2 separate regions of the Homo sapiens genome follow, and region 2 is linked to region 1. A link is a loop called in an ENCODE intact Hi-C map of the cell type or tissue named here. Cell type or tissue: GM12878. All regions are shown on one strand. Links, peaks and the distances in the headings refer to the core of each region. The heading gives the core; the rest is flanking DNA. Region 1 overlaps STXBP6 (syntaxin binding protein 6). Region 2 overlaps STXBP6 (syntaxin binding protein 6).

Evidence for each region. Hi-C counts contacts between places; a loop is a spot of excess contacts. Peaks named below come from ENCODE experiments on the same cell type or tissue, not always from the same donor. Only the 100,000 strongest peaks of a DNase experiment are listed, where the experiment ranks them.
Region 2: it touches region 1 in a loop (5-fold over the local background); 6 of 110 quality-filtered maps call a loop at or near these places.

The regions. Positions count from the first base shown.
Region 1 is chr14:24,948,254-24,957,189 of GRCh38, forward strand. The region is part of intron 2 of STXBP6 (syntaxin binding protein 6); the gene reads right to left. Among named protein-coding and RNA genes, the nearest start is that of STXBP6, 97 kb to the right of the region's middle. RefSeq lists a silencer at 170-464 and an enhancer at 5,943-6,012. In GM12878, for the core only: a CTCF peak has its summit at 5,209; a DNase peak (open chromatin) is centred at 6,158.
Region 2 is chr14:25,000,203-25,009,138 of GRCh38, forward strand. All of the region lies in intron 1 of STXBP6 (syntaxin binding protein 6), which reads right to left. Among named protein-coding and RNA genes, the nearest start is that of STXBP6, 45 kb to the right of the region's middle. In GM12878, for the core only: no CTCF peak of the experiment used is centred there; DNase peaks (open chromatin) are centred at 3,609, 4,290 and 7,189.

The DNA of each region.
Region 1 (8,936 bases), core at 657-8,656:
TGGTGGCATTACCTGGTACCTGGACCCAAAGAATCTCCAAGGAAAACTATAATGGTTATGAAAAACCTTGACTTTATGCTCTTTATGGACACTTTTCACCTGCCTAAGTGCAGAGATCTGATGTTTTGCACAGAGAATCTATGGGAAGTGCCAGGAGCTCAGGCTGTAGGGCAGCACTCTGTGGCATGAAGGTTCCTCACACTCAGTAACAGACTGTTACTGGCCCAAATAGGGACCACCTGACACTATGCTCACATAGTTGATTTTCTGAGTTCAGAGAACTCTCTTGAAATGGGAAAACTAGGTGACAACTGTCCTCTGACTGTGAGAACTGTCCTCTGACCATGAGCACATGGAGCAAGCACCATGTTTACTGATTCTTAACAAAGTTTCTCTTCTTTTGTTGCTATCTCAGCAGGGGTTCTCCTGGATTAACCAGAGACCGCTAGGTTGTAGAGTTTATCCTTAACAACACTTTCAAAAATTAATAGCAGGTAATAGAGGAAAATAGAATATTTTGTCTCAGTATAATTTTTTAAAATGTTGAGTCTGTCACACATAACAATAAAGACACAATTAGTGTGACTGATTATTAATTTTCTCTAAGTACTGAAGGAGATGAATTTTTTCCATGTTACAGAAACCTATTACACAGCATAAAATAGGGAATACGATCTAGGAGGCATCCTAAAATCGATCCCAATTTCTTTCTAATACGTTGGTGCACATCTTGATACTCGGTGTCATAGTGACATCAATGGGGGAGAGGAGGGCACACAGAGTAGCTGGAAAGATAAGGAAAGAACTAAAAGGAAAAAGGCATGAAATCCAACTGAATTGGTACTAAATTCAACACGAAAAAGTAGAGAGTAAGCACCATTAGAGCAAACATTTTATTTTACAGACAAATGCTGTTTATAGTTGGATACTTCATTACACAATGCCAGTATTTTAACATCTAATATCTTTTATTTAAAAATATTAATAGAAGTGTAAAATGCCTGAGCCAGAAGGGGAGCCCTTTCTCTAAATTGAGTAATGATTATCTCTTCCCAAGTTTAAAGTTTTTAAATCTTCATAATTTCAGAGAAATGCAGAAACTAAAGAGGATTCTGTAGAAGGGTAACAGACAACTAAAGAGATGGAAAGTGGGTACTTGAGTTAAGCACTAAGTGGCCTTGAAAAGACAAGACTGAGAGGCACCTCAACAACTGTGTTCTAGATTGCTTAGAGCTCTTCCCAAAGGAATCATGGCAAACCATGCTCCATTTTCCTCACAGTGAGAGAGAGACGCACGGAAGATAGTTATAAACAGATAATTTATAAATGGAAATATTTCTCGAATGTAGAATGAGTGAGAAAATTGCCTTTAATCTGGCCAAAATCTATTTCTTTAAAATTTCAGATTAATAAAAATAGTGTTAAATTAAATTTAGCCTAAAGCTGCCTCCTTACATATTTTAAGTTTACCCTAAAAGTTTCTCTTCAAATAATGAACTGTAACATAACTGGATATGTAAACAGGCTGTAAATTACTCCTGTAGTGTAACTGAGCCTCAGCCAATCACAGTGGCTGAGTTTCAGCCAATCACAGGTAGCCAGCTATTCAAACCGTGTTCAAATAAGGCAAATGCCTCACTGTAACCAATCTGGCTGTTCTGCACCTCACTTCTGTTTTCTGTACATCACTTTCCCTTTTTCTTTCCATAAATGTTATCTGACCATGTGGCAGCCCTGGAGTCACTCTGAACCCATTCTGGTTCTGGAGGCTTCCTGATTTGCCAACTGATCTTTGCTCAATTAAACTCTACTAAATTTAGTCTATCTAAAATCTTTCTTTTAACAATTGTAACTGGCTTTCTTATACCTGTCAAATTTCAACTACAAATATTCATTCAATAACCCTCCCTGCTCAATAAATAATTTAAAATTAAAAATGATCACACATGTGGAGCAACAGGCACTCTATACACTGCTGGTGAGAGTGTAAATTGGTACCACCTTTGGAAATCTGTTTGGTATTATACACAGAAGCTGAAGAGGTACATACTCTTCAACTTAGCAATCATATTCCTGGTATATACCCAACAGAAATATGTAATTATATTTACCAAAAGACATGTACCAGAATGTTCACAGCAACACTATTTGTAATAACCAAACCCTCAAAAAGTTTAAATGTCAATGAACAATAGAATAAAATATAGCGGTATGTTTTTATGATAGAATCCTATTCAGCAATGAGAATGACAAACTATAGCTACATGCAACAATATGGATAAATAAATCTCACAAACAATAGCGAGAGGGAAAAAAATCAAGCACTAATAGTACATATTCTAGGATTCTATTTATATAAAGTTATTAAATAGGCAAATCTAAACTGTGGTGCTAAAGATCAAGATAACGGTTATCCTCTGTCAATAATTACCATGTTATCTTTATCTTCTAGTACACATTGAGCTTCTCTAGACACAAAACTATTTAAAAAATTTTTTTAAAGTTGTATTTTAAGTTCTGGGGTACATGTGCAGAATGTGCAGTTTTGTTATGTAGGTACACGCATGCCATGGTGGTTTGCTGCACCCATCAACCCGTCGCCTACATTAGGTATTTCTCCCAATGCTATCCCTCCCCCAGTCCCCTTCCCGACAGGCCCCCCGTGTGTAATGTTCCCCTCCCTGTGTCCATGTGTTCTCACTGTTCAACTCCCATTTATGAGTGAGAGCATGCGGTTTTGGTTTTCTGTTCTTGTGTTAGCTTGCTAACAATGATGGTTTCCAGCTTCATCCACGTCCCTGCAAAGGATATGAACTCATCCTTTTTTATGGCTGCATAGTATTCCATGGTGTATATGTGCCACATTTTCTTTATCCAGTCTATCATGGATGGACATTTGGGTTGGTTCCAAGTCTTTGCTATTGTGAATAGTGCTGCAATAAACATACGTGTGCATGTGTCTTTATAGTAGAATTATTTATAACCGTTTGGGTATATACCCAGTAATGGGATTGCTGGGTCAAATGGTATTTCTAGTTCTAGATCCTTAAGGAATTGCCACACTGTCTTCCACAATGGTTGGACTAATTAACACTCCCACCAACAGTGTAAAAGCGTTCCTATTTCTCCACATCCTCTCCGGACTTTTTAATGAGCGTCATTCTAACTGGCAAGAGATGGCATCTCATTGTGGTTTTGATTTGCATTTCTCTAATGACCAGTGATGATGAGCTTTTTTTCATGTTTGTTGGCAGCATAAATGTCTTCTTTTGAGAAATGTCTGTTCATGTCCTTTGCCCACTTTTTGATGGGGTTGATACACAACTTCTAAAGTGCATGTTTACTTGAAAAATATATTCTCTTACATAGCCCTGAATGCCAAGCAACTCTATTATATTACATGGCTTTACTGTATAATTTTTGGTCATTCTTCATTTAAAAAATTTCTTATGTGATGGAAAAATGTCAAGTTACATAATTATATATTTATATTTCTTTTTGTACAATAGCCAAACTGTTCAAACAGACAGTAAGTTCTTTGCTGTATTTTCACTATTTTAATCCTTCTGGTGTATAAAATGTGTTTCATCCTTTTAAATAAAATATATTTGAAAAACAATTTTTATACTTTCTTTGAATTTACATCTATGAAATATAAATACACATCAGGCAATTGGGAAAGCTAAAACCCAAGTAATATTTGATATTAAGGGATTTATTGTTGTGATACTGGTATTTTGATTGTGTTTTTAGCACATATTTAAAATACTTATATATATAATATACACATATAAAAATATTAAAGAATGAAATGATATAATTTACATAAAAATAATCCAGTGAGAGGCAGTGGATGGGAAATAAATACAATATGACTGTCCAATAGAGCTAGTTACATGGGGATTCATGATATTATTCTCTTTACTGTTACATATTTGTAATTTTTAATAAAAATATTTAAAAATAATAATTACTTAGAAAATTCCATTAAGACAAATAAGCTTATTTCAGGCTGCTCTGCTTAGGGGGTAGCCATTCTTTATCCCTTAAAAAAAAAAAAAAGACAAATAAGCTTATTTCAAACTTACTTAAATGCACGTAGTTAATCTGTCGGCATGAATACAGTTATCAAATATTCACCTATCAATAGCATAGATTTTGTTCTAAACCTCCACAAAGGTCATTGCTAAATTTTGCCCAAATGTAAAACTGAGGAGTATTAATCTAAAATGTCATTTTGTACCTTTCTGAGTTTTTCTAGATAAAACTAAATTTTTGAAGGGGCAGAATTATAGCCATTCATTCTCTGCAATCAGCATTTAATACTCTTAATCATACAAATTTGACCCCAACTCCACAGTTAAAACTCTCTTTGTCATTACAACAAAACTCCGTGTTGAAAGAATTTAAAGTATTGTTATACAAGGAAAAAATAGCACAGTAGGTAGCACAGTAGGAATCAGAAAAACACCTTATCTCACTCAGCATTAGGGAAAAAAGGTACGTTGTTTTCCCTCTTGATTTATTTAATGCTGTCCATAAATTTCATCAAATAAGTAAAAACAAAAGATGTGACCAGAGGGCATTCCAACTCAGAGGAGGAAACCATACCAGGAAGCTTTTGAGAGTAAGATATCCCCAACCATACTTTATTTCTTCATATATTCATGAGCATATGCAAATGCTCAATACAAAGACATGTTCCTGCTCACATTTCTATTGTGTTTCTGATGGGGAGCATGAGGGTGAGAATGATGTCTTCTATACTTTCTACAGCATTCCTTTTTGTCTAAAGGAGGCCAGAAGGCCACACTCCATCTGGAGGCACTAGGAGAGAATCAGTTCCTTGCCCCTTCCCACTTCTGATAGCTGCCAACACTCCTTGACTCATGGCGACATCACCCCAATCTCTGCCTCCATATTCACATCGCTTTCTTCCCTGTGTGTCTCATCTCCCTTTGTGTCACTTGTATAAAGACACATGTGATGGCATGTAGGCGCAGCAGGATGACGATCCAGGGTAACCTCAGCTGAAAATCCTTAGTTACATCCACAAAGACCCTTTTTCCAAATATGGTGAACTTCACAGGTTGCCAGGATGAGGATGTAAACCTATCTTTGAGAGCCATTATCAGCCTCCCTCAACATCACTCTCTGTTTGCTGAGCTGCAGTCACACTGGCCTTCTTTGTGTTCCTCCAAGTTGTCACGCTTCCTTCTGCCACAGGGAGCAGTGCTTCCTCTGACAGTGGCTACCCTTTCCTGCTGCTCCCACGCTTTCCGCATGTCCCCAGGAAACTCTTTTTCAACCCTCATATCCCAGTTTGTCACTCGCTTTCTACTGAAAACACCAAGTTCTTTTGTTCTATGTTTTCTTTCATAGAAATCAACTCAGTATTTCATAGCTGATTAATTTCTCTCTCTCTAAATCCCATGAAAACAGTTGATTATCTTAATTTTTGTCCACAGTAAGATCTCAACAAAGATTTTTATAAATAAACAAAAAACTATCTCAGGCTAAATGGTGGACATAATTAGAATTCTAAGCTGGTGGCCAGTTGAGAATTACTGATACTAATAGCAGAGGCCAGCATCTTCTTCAAAATGGGCATAGAAGAGACCAAGAGCGTGAAGCCACGGAGTGCATAAGAAACATTACTTGCTGTTCTTGGGTGGGGTAAAGGTGACAATAGAGGGGGTTGGAAGAAGAGGGAGAACTCCCAGGATGGGCTGAGGATCCTTGCAAAGGCTGCCAATTCAGAAGAAGAGGACAGGGATTTGGTCACTGGCTCTTAGAGATGAAAGTGACCAGCATTTTTTCAGAGACCACAGGCCCATCAATCATCTCTGGCCTGTGCATAGGGTGTCACAGCTCCTTAATGAAGGTAACAGGGGAAACAAAGCTATTTCACACCTTTCACACCCTCACTGGCTTCTAAGGGAGTTGAGTCCTCTTGACTAGGGGTGGTTTATTTCTATTGTACCTAGTGTTAAAACTGGTTTGGGTAGCAAGGTTTGGTAGCAGCTGAAGAAGTCTGAATTGCTTTGCCTAAGGTGGGAGGGGAGCAGACTGAAGGGGAAGAGAAGACTCTGGAAAGCAGAGCCAGATATTATTAATACTAAGAGGGCTCTGAGAGAAAAGTCCCTTGAGGCAGTCCAGCCAGAGCTTAGGGGAACAGAGAGTGCTGTGGTATTTGCTTTTGTATGTGGTGTAAACACTCTTCCACCTATACAGCGGAATCTTTACTATGTCTACAGGCTCACTAGTGCCTTTTTGCTAAGAGAGTCACCCTTAATGGAGGGGAAAGCAGCACTAAGATCTGCGTGAGAGCTGCCTTTAGTGCGACCACAGATGTGGAACAAGCATGTGCAGGAGGAGCTAGGGGATGAGAGGCCAAGTGGCATCCGGATCCCACTGTGATTTAGGACTGGGCAGGACATAGGTCATCTTTCCTATAAAGTGAGGCTGACATAAGGCAGTAAAATAGTCAACCAAAATTAGCAACAGTCCCCCCTTGGCTTTCACTGACAGAAAAATTCTGAGGGCTGGGCCACAGCCTGACATAGAAGTGGCTTTAGGAAACACCTCTGTCCACAGCGCAGATATAAAGAGCTCAGGCTCTGCAGACAGGAGGATCTGGTTTGAATCCCTACTCCCATATTTACTGGCTCTGTGACACTGGGCAAGTTACTGGGCATACCTACTCCTCTGTCTTCGCATCTGAAGAAAGGAGGTAACATGCATCCATGCCTCTCTGAGAGGGTTGTAGAAGGATTAAGTAAGCTCACACATGTAAGCTGCTTAGTCTAGTAACTGGCATATAATAAGTGTTCAGTTATTGTTAACTATCTTTATTGTTGTTCCCATCCAAAAGTTCTTTGTTGCTCAGGTATTGGTCTATAGAAATTATGTTGAACATGGCAGGAGGAGAGAGTAACATCCTTATGGAGGATACTTAACTGGGTCATCCTCTTCTAAATGGTCAAAGGGCCTGTTAGATTGATGTTAGAGTGATCAACCTCCTGGGGATGGCTACCCTGCTTCACCAGGAGTCCCACATCTGATGCCCAAGTATCCACAGGCCACTCATCCACATTCTTCTGCTCCACCTGCTGTAACAGCCAACTAACCTGCTGCAGCGCCTTCATCTTTCCTACACTGGTGGAAGGGCGAGGATTAAAGTGTATCACCGTTGTTTTGATCTGGCTACTATGGTCCTGCCTGCCTTCCTTTGGATAAGGACAGACAGCTTGGAATATAAATGCCCTAGCCAACATAAGGGCTCTAGGCATGATTGCAGGGTGAACCCATTAATCACTAGCAAGGCTGAAGTCATAGCCCTCAGTGGAAGCAACCTGAACATATGGCCCATGATGAGATGAGTGGGTACCGTGGTAAGGAAGTGAGGGTGCTCCTCAGGGCACAGGGTATCTCGGTTGGCTAGGGAATCTGGCCCTGCTTCCCCCAGCAAGTTCTCCATGGAGACCAGCACAAGAGCACTGAACCAACTGTGTGGGCAACAGGAGACAACAACCACAGTAAGAGCAGCTTCCCTGCAATAGCACCTACTGCGTGCCAGGAAATAAGTAAGCCAGGTGCTTCATATATGCAGCATTACTTCACATGTTTACAACCACTCCAAATATTCAGCTTTCGAGCTGAGGAAACCAAGGCGGCACAGAGAGGGGGAGTAACTTGCTCAAGATCACACAGCTGGTGTCGGTGTAAGACTCAAACTGAAGTCTGTTGGATTTTGAAACCCACACCCTTTTCTCCACTGCATTTTGCAGCTGTTGGCTACTTATTTCCATACATACCCAAAAGCACAAGAGAGTCAAATTTTCAAATGGGAGACAGTTGGGTAATTGAACATGAAGAAAACAGTGGCTACTAGGTGTCTGGTCACATGGGTCAATGGAATTAAGGGAGAAAAAAAAAATCACTGCATCTTTGAATAGACTGGAGTTACACTGAAAAGAAGAGGACCTCAGTAAGGAATTCAACACCAAGTTACAGAGACTGGCCACACCCACCGCAGAGGGCTTTGCGGCTGCCTATGGGGACACAGGGACAGGTGCTCAGGGACATGTCTGAAACACTACTAAGTTCTCAGACGAAGGTTTTGCTTGTAAAGCTTTTAATGGTAGAATAAAATCCAAAATGAATGTCATTCGTTTGCATAAAAATGAATATGAAGAAAATAAAATGATAAACCAGAAACTGGTTTTCAGAAGTTTCTTTTATATCCTTAAAGTGTGTTATCGAACTGCAGGGAATTCTAGCTTTTCTGGGACTGGGCACTCAGCTTAAGCCATCCCCATGTACGAACTTGTGAAAGCTGCCTGCTGCCTGCTGGGGTTTAAGACTCTCCACCCAACAAAGACATTCTAAGAAGAAAATAAGAACTGACAGCACGTCAGCTTAAAGAACAAAAAACAAACAAAATACCTCACACTAAGTAATGAGACAGGGGTTTCAGTGCTGTTTTTATTTTTGTAATACACCGACCACGCCTTCAACACCAAAAACCCAAACTTCACTCTTAACAAGTTCTAGCACTCCTGCTATTTCAGGATAATGGCACTTCGGGTGTCAACAGGTAATGCAGACACAAAGCAGTCAGGTTGTGCATCCCTCTGTGTTCTTCACTTGAACATACTGCTTTTCAAGCATTCGGCGTATTCTTGAGGCTCCTAAGCTCCCTGAAGACGGAGTCACATTTTGCATAATTCTGCACCCCTCTACACACACACACTAGGCTCAGCACACTACCAACCAGCAATTACTGAGGTCTCTGATGTGCCAGGCACTGTGCCAGGCTCTTTGCTAGTGGTCTTACTTAATTTACACACCAAGTCCATAAGGTATGAGTTGTCCCCATTGTCTAGGAAAGCAATCACAGAGGTTAGGTATGTTCTGTGGCCATGGCCAGAAAA
Region 2 (8,936 bases), core at 378-8,377, 52 kb after region 1:
CAGGCGCCTGCCACCACGCCTGGCTAATTTTTTTGTATTTTTAGTAGAGACGGGGTTTCACCATGTTAGCCAGGATGGTCTCGATCTCCTGACCTCGTGATACGCCCGCCTCGGCCTCCCAAAATGCTGGGATTACAGGTGTGAGCCACCGTGCCTGGCCTTTTTTTTTTTTTGAAATGTTAGGACTGGGTTAGGCTCTGGCAGTTTATAGTCTATGATTTGCCAATGGCTGGGACTTGGAAAACAATACCCCAAAATGAAGGCCTCAGAAGCAAAAGTTTCTCTGTGACCTCCTCCTGCCCTCCTGTCTTCTGGTCCCATTCTGCCCCTAGGCTAGCCATAGAAACTGAAATTTCTCTTCCCTACGGGAAGTCATTAAAACCAGAACCTTCTTCCCTACAGCCACCCAAAAAACCTATAACTCTAACTTCCCCTCTGCATTTCTGTGTAAAACTGACCATAAAGAAATTATCTTTAGTCAGTTTTACACAGAAATGCAGAGGGAAAGTTAGAGTTTAACATAGGACACAAGACCCCCATTCCAGAGAGAACCCTGCCCCACACCGAGAAGGAAGGAATGCATGATCAGAGAGGCCAAGAAGAATCCAGACAGCCAGGCCTTGCTGAGTTTCCCTACTCAACCTGTTAGCATTAGATCTTACCCTTTTTGTCCAGTTTTATTTTACTACAGCTGTCCATACTTTGTTGAACCTAAGCACAGAAATGGACAATTTCCCCTCTATCTTTGGGTCTTCATTTGGAAGGCTCCTGCTTGTTCACGATAAATAAACTTGGATGCTTTTTCTCCAATTTATCTGCTTTTGTGAATTGATTTTTCAGTGAACCTTCAGAGGAAAAAGGGGAAATGTCCCCTTTACCTCTGCATAACCATGGGAAGAATGTAAAGACGGAGGCTTTTTCTCTTGGAACAACAAATATTTGAATGTCTGTCTTTTTGCCTCTGCCTTTGATGATTAGATCCTTCTCAACAAGGACTTACTGAGTGATTAATGTGCTGAGTAGAATGCAAGGAGACTTAAGGTCCTTGCCTTAAAATAGCTCACCATCTAATGCATAAGACTCACAAGAATTCATACATACAGGGCATTCTGACTATACAGTCCCTGGCATAGATCTCCTAAAACCTGTGGCATTTCCTGAGTGATAGGAGTAGCTTTTAAAATTCATAACAAATCACTTTCAACCATACCAGAGTTTATGCTAACAAGATGACTCTTTTGGGTCCCTAGATAGCTTCAGAATAGGGGTTGGTTGCCAGAAGGACCAAGGCATGATTAGAGGGTTGGAACTTTCAGCTCCACCATTCTTCATTTCGGTAACTGTGGTTTTTATTTCTAACATCTTCTTTTGATTCTTTCTTAGAGTTTCAATCTCTCTGCTTATATTACCCATCTGTTCTTGCATGTTGTCTATTTTTTTCCATTAGAACCCTTAATGTATCAGAGTTCTTTTAAATTCCTTGTCTGATAATTCCAACATCTGTTTCAAAATCTGGGCTCGATCATTACTTTGTCTCTTCAGACTGTGTTTTTCTTGCCTTTTGGCATGCCTTGTAATTTTTCTTGCACATGGGACATGTTTACAGGAAGTGAAGTAAGCAGGCCTTTGGTGTGGCAATTTATTTTTCCATTACAATGAATATAATGAGGGCAGACGATAGCATTATCTTCTACAATAAAGCATATTATTCAACTTATCCATAATTATTTCCTATTCAAACATGTACCTTCTCCAGGTCTTTCATCTAAAATGTATATGTAGAGTCACTAGGCTAGAGTCTCAGGCTATTACTTGCAACATCACTTAAGCCACTATGAAATATGGACACACAACACCAGTCAAGGTTAGAAAGGGCATCAATTTACGTATATCATAAACTAGGTGCTTTTCTTGTAACCCAACATATGGATACTTCATGAGGACATTCTCTAAAATTATTTCACATAAGTAGATGAGGCTAGATTAATACTTTCAGGATACTATAAGTGAATTAAAATTCAGAAAAAAATTAAATTCTTCACTATTGATCATGACAGACTATTTCACAAAAAGGTAATAAACTTCCTACTTCCAACTTTAACAATTTTTTAAAGTTAATTTATGACAGAGAATCCCATACAGTTAAATTCTTATGACTTTTTTTTTTTTTTTTTTGAGACACAGTCTCGCTCTGTCGCCCAGGCTGGAGTGCAGTGGTGTGATCTTGGCTCTCTGCAACCTCCACCTCCTGGGTTCAAGCGATTCTCTTGCCTCAGCCTCCCAAGTAGCTGGGACTATAGGCACGTGCCACCACAGCCAGCTAATTTTTTGTATTTTTAGCAGAGACGGGGTTTCACCAGGTTAACCAGGATGGTCTCGATCTCCTGACCTCGTGATCCATGTGCCTCGGCCTCTCAAAGTGCTGGGATTACAGGTGTGAGCCACCATGCCTGGCCATTCTTATGACTTTCTAAGTCCTGTTGAAGAAACAGTAATTTCCCCATCTTTGCAAATTTGGTCAAAGTTAAGCAACAAGTCAGCACTGAAATGTTTTTAAATGTACAGATTCTTTTTTTTTTTCTAAGATGGAGTTTCACTCTTGTTGCCCAGGCTGGGCAGGTTCAAGTGATTCTCCTGCCTCAGCCTTCCAAGTAGCTGGTATTACAGGCGTGTGCCACCACGCCCAGCTAATTTTTGTATTTTTAGTGGAGACGGGGTTTCACCATGTTGGCCAGGTTGGTCTCAAACTCCTGACCTCAGGTGATCCACCCGCCTCGGCCTCTCAAAGTGCTGGGATTACAGATGTGAGCCACCGCGGCCGGCCTAATGTACAGATTCTTAAATGTAAAGGTCAAGGAATCAAAGATGTGAAGATGATCTGCTTCACTGACTTTCGGCAAAAGAATCTTAAACTGACAAAAGAAGCAAGAACAGCAAGATCAGAGAAAAGCTCTGGCCAGTTTCTTTCTAAATGACCTCTGAGCTGGAGGGGAGGAGACCAGTTGTTAAGCCTAAAAATAAAGGAAGCTGTAGACAGGAGTCCCACAGGTGCTCAAAGGAGCAAGTGATGAAACCTCTAATACCAAGGAGAGCAGAGCCTCTTCCTGTGAAATATCTTCTCTCCTAGCCTTTAGGGTAATTCTAAATCACCATTCTTTTGTCGTCATTATTGAAATGTGCTTTTAGGAAGAAGCATAACAAGTCCTCCAGGGAAAGTTTTCAGCTGTAATTTTATTAGGGAAACAAGTCAAATTATGGGTGTGCATGCATCCATTTTCAGAGAATTCTCTGGAACCTTCAGTGAGTCAAGCAGGACCTAAGGTACAAACCTAGCTACCGGGCAGGAAAAGATGAATCTGTTGTTCTTTTATTAGATTGAGTCATACAGTACATGTAACATAAGAAAATTCTTTTGCTGAGAAAAGCATAAGAATGTGGTTCAGTACCATCCACCAGACATGCCCACTGTAAGTACCTTTTGGATCACATCCTACTACACTGATACAGCAACCACTTAGCATGTCATCACTTTCCCTTCTTAAATCTCATGCTGGATGACTCCTGTTACTGGCCAAGGCCAGGCCAGTGTCACAACAACAAGACAAAACATCACATGAATTGACAGCAACACAATGGCAGCAGGAAATGATGTTCCCCAGGGAAAGACCTATTCATACTTGGTGAAAGTATGAAACTAGCTCAAGCAGCTCTCCCAGTTTAAGAAATTTAAGTAACTCATTCATTCATTAAACATTTATTGTGCCATACATAATATATAAAGCACTGTTTATGCTCTGGAGTAAAGGACTAGCAGAAAGAATACAAAGAGAGTTGAGGCCTGGTGCCTACCTCAAAGGAGTACACCAGACAAGTTGACATTAACAAGAGCGAATGTGAGTGATCGTGCAAATTGAAGAGGGAGATTGCCAAAAAAGAAGAAGGCAGCTGATCCTCAAATTCTAACTTGAAATACAGTGATAGGCCAAACAAAGGGAGCCACTGAATCTGCTGAAACTACAACTAAAACGGCTGAGTAGGATTTTCTCAGGCTACACATGCCAATCCCCTCACCTCACTATCCACCATTCCCAATATTTAGCAAAGTAACAATTTTGCTTCTTCCATGCGGGCCCAGTTCGATGGAATTCAAAGGGAAAAGAGCACTCAATCAACTTTCTCTAGACAACTTGCTGCACTGCTCAAGGGTCTATGTGAGAATTATACACATGGGGGAGGGAAGGGCAATACTAAGCATGGGTGTGTACTGGACCTTGTGGTTGACCACCTGAAATAAGTTTCAAGGGCAAAACTGACTGGATTAGGAGGAACAAAGAAACAGCACCTGAAACTAATATACCTCTCAGCTCCTGACAAAGTCATTTATTGTTTAAATAATTTGGTTCCAGTGGGAGTCCCACTTGAGGCAATCTGGTCAACTAGGGTTGTTAGCTCTTTGAGGGCAGAGTCCATGTTTCTTTCATTTCTATGTATCCCGATACCACCTAGCACAAGATAGGGACTAAAATAATTGAGGAAAAGAGGGAAAGAGGAAGAAAAATCAAGGGTCAGTTCACATTCCCTAGATTCTACACTCAGCTACTGGGGAGTGCGCAGCAAGAAGCATAGCTTTCTATAAGCAATTAAGGTGAGTGCAGTAACAAGCACACACACAGCCTGGGCCTAGGAGCATAAATATCCTCATCCATGAGCACTGACTCTGCCATTCGGATGGAAACAACCAGGTCCAGTAAACTGATGAAGACAGATCCCAGCTCTGAAACTGTTGTCTTTACTGCTCTCACTTACCACACAGTCACAGTATTAGTCAGGAAAGACTAGTCACTGCGGGAGCTGATCATAATCCCAAAAGACACAATCTCAGTGAAATCTCAAAATCCTGCAAATATAATTCTTAAAAAAAAATTTAAAGACTCATTAAAAGACATTTATTTACCTTTTTAAAAGGGGATTTATTTGAGAAACAAAGATATGACACAACACTTCCTAGGTCACTTAACACAATAAAATGGACAATAACAATATACATACTTTTGAAAGCAAAAACACTCAAGTATGCTAACAACAGTTGCATGGGTATAACAATTATGAGCAGACAAACCATATTCAAAATGAAATAATTCAAAAGGGGAACTATATAAATGCACATCACTATGGTTGGTCATTGTTTGCACCTGGCTTTATGACTGCAATCATCTGAAATACTGTGATGAACAACCTAAGTCTTCTGATGAGATTGATCAAAAACCACGATGGGTCACCACCACTTATGCAGTCATCCAAAGAGCTGAGATCAAGAAATTGTATCCTTCGCAAATGCAGATGTACAAAAAGAACATCTCTTTATTTGCTGAGAAAGTTGCAACATTTTCACGTGCACACAGAATGCTTACACACAAACTCAACATGGTGATACTACACTTTTGTGGAGTCAAATTTGCAAAAATTGCATAAAAGGGATTCGAACTCTCTAAAAGTCTCTATACAATTTATTACTCCAATATTGGAAGTGATGAAAAAATAAAATACATAGCATAGTGAACTGTAAAAAATAATTCTACAAATTTAAAATAGTAGGGAAAAAACTAAAAAAAAAAAAGCTAAATAACTGAAAAGAAAATTCAACATGTAAAAATGTATATTACAGGGAAAGATTTTGGACAATCGCACAGAGACAGCCCATAAGAGCTGGCCTAACATTAACATCCTGTGATTGTGATTTTCAGAACTTTAGACATGAGGGACTTTGGACTTTAGGGATTTTGATCTTTTGGGATTTTGATGTTCAGAACTTCAACATTCAGGATTATGACACTCAGGATTATGATCCAAACTCATCACTGTCAAAATATATCCCTGACTTCTCTATAATGGCTCAAACACCTCCGAACTTTGTTCTTGCTCCCATGACAGAGAACTGGTGAATGAGGTGTTCCTCTTCCTCACGCTGAACTAGGGATTCAAGCTGATGGGCTCAGCTGTTTTCACTGTGGTCACCCCTTTGCTGGAATTCAGGCACGTGGCTGTACCTAACTCCAAAGGAGGCTGGGAAATGCATTCTTGCTGTGGGCTCAGGAAGAGGAAAACATGGATTATGCTGAGAAGCCAATAGCTTCTGCCATGGTATTTTACAGCTCTTCCTCCCCCTTCCAAGCTTTCTCTTGCTCTGTTTCTAAGGCTGCATATGTATATGTGTGTGTATACATACATATATAAAAAAACTATGTTTCTATGTAGCAAACTTTTGGTCCCATATAGATGATAAACATGAGGAACCCTCACATAAACATGGTTGATGCTTTATTTGTGAAGGAAAGGGAAGAATCTGATATTAGGGCCCAGAAGACGCACCTCTGCTTCAAGCAAGGGAGATAAATTCTGCTGTGTCCACATTCCCATTAAGGCCTTTATCAAGATCTATCCAAAAAATATATTCACGAGGGGTTCACGTCCAAGCTGGCAAACACTAGTACAGCATAAAATTTCCCTGATAAGGGCAGCAAAATGCTAAGTATTTCCTTGAGGCCCTCAATGATTCCATGTACTGACCAAGGAACATCAATCACATCTTAGATTCAGCACTTCCATCACCAACTCTAGAAGCTGGCTTTCTTCTCAGAGCAATTTTTCACCAAAAAAAAAAAAGCATATTTTACTTCAAAGGCATTTAACATATTCAGCAATAGGTAGAAACAATTCCTCACTGAAATGTGGACACAGGGAAATGGCTAAACACACACTCCGACATTAGTTACCCCATACCAGCCTCCCAAAGCAGCTGACTCAAAATTATGCCTCGGCAAAAATGCGAAATCAGCATATGACATAGACTTTCATGGTCTATCTCAAATTAAATCACTGACATGCAAATGACCTGCTCTATGACTATACTGAACTATATGCCCCTTTGGGAAGATACATATGTGATTTATCTTGCTGTCCTCCACAATGCCTTGTATACCCCATCATTCAATAAACATTTGTTGAACGAATACAATTGTTGGAATTTCTATTCATCATTAGTAAGTTATCTGCATGTGTACACGTAAGGGCTGTCAGTCTTGAGGACAAACACTTAGCTGTATGACTCATTCTGTATAAAACCTTGCTAAGAGGCGTGGGGTAAATGCTTTCTGACGGTGACTGTGATAATGGTAGTAGTAACTATGACAGCACAGTCAGCCACAATATGTAAATGACTGTTCTATTTCATGCCTGTGGGTACAATCAGTCACCACAAGTAGTACAAGACCCCAGGTCCTGACATGGTTCCCTTACCCCTCAGCACAATTCCCATCCCCTTCCCTGTTTTAGTTTTCCCCGTAGCTCATATCACTGTCTGACATATTTAACTTCTGTGTGTGTCTGTCTCCCCCACCGGAAGCTCTGTGAGGTCAGGGAATTATGTCCATGTTGTCTGGTATCCAAATCAGTGCAGGGCACATTAGAAATGCTCAGTAAACATTAGTGGAAGGAATGGATGAAATCAATACAATTATTTGAATTATTTCCTCCAAATCTGAAGATTTTGGAATCACAGAAGAAATTATTCCTGCAAAGTTCCAGTATATTCACATTCTTTTGAACATCTCAAAAGGAGGTCTCACAGACAAGCCACTTTTTGTACTAAACACAAGGTTTCTAGAAACCTGTCATTGTTCTACCATCTTAAAGTCTCCAAATAAACTGAGAATGGACAATCTCCAGGACTGGACACGCTTCTGCTAAGTTTTCACCTAACAAAAACTACATCTGCAGGCCTGGCTCACTTTCACCTGGCTCCCACTCTACTACAGAGTCCTGCAGATGGCTCTGTCAGCTGGCACTGGCACTCATGGCATGAAGCCAGAAATGAGGATAGGAAATTCCTTTAATTCAGAAACAAATTTGCCTGAGTCCCACATGAACAAAATGTTAGCTGCCAGACCCAGCTCTACACATGGGAAGTAGCCACAATTCATTTTTAAAAATTTTTTTTAAGTTTTAAAAGTTTATCTTTTTGGCCAGGTATGGTGGCTCACACCTGTAATCCCAGCACTGTGGGAGATGAAGGTGGGAGGATCGCTTGAGTCCAAGAGTTCAAGACCAGCCTGGGCATCAGAGTGGGACTCCAACTCTACAAAAAATTAGCCAGGTGTGGTAGCATATGCCTGTGGTCCCAGCTGAAGTGGGAGGATTGCTTGAGCCCAAGAGGTCGAGGCTGTAGTGAGCCATGAGCACACCACTGCACTCCAGCCTGGGAGATAGAGGGAGACCTTGTCTCAAACAAAAAGAGTTCGTCTTTCCAAATGTACCTGATAAATTACTTTAGGTTGTTAAAGACTCACTGAATGTTATAATTAATTTGACAAGCTGTTGCTTGATAGAACTTTAAAATTCATGTTTTATTTAACTTGGTGTATGGAGAACAGCGTCTATTGGCAACAATAATTCCTCTTTATTCATTTTTCTGTTGACTCTCAAATAGCAATTACATAATGCTCCCAAAGTAATGGTAAAAGAGACTACCAGCTTGAGAATGTGTAACAAAAAAGACATTTTACACATCAAAAGGTTTTATACCTATAGAATATTTTACACATCAGAAGCTTTTAGAATAGCAAGCAGTAGCATCTAACAACTCACAGAAGAATGGCTAAGCTTTTAAATCCCAAAACGAAGAGTCACTCTAACATCTTCCACCAAGACTTTCTTCACAAATACTGTGGTCAAAAGGTTTAAGTTTTTTAGCAAATACTATCTCAGCCAGCCCACCAGCCAGCCAGTATATATTATGTGCTAACTCCACAGAGAGACATGGAGAATTCTGAGAGCAAGATATGACTTTTATCACAAGTTACTGGATTCATCAGCAAAATAAAAAGGATGGATGGGATGATAGCTAAGATCACTTCTAGTTAATTTGTTTTGTTTTCACT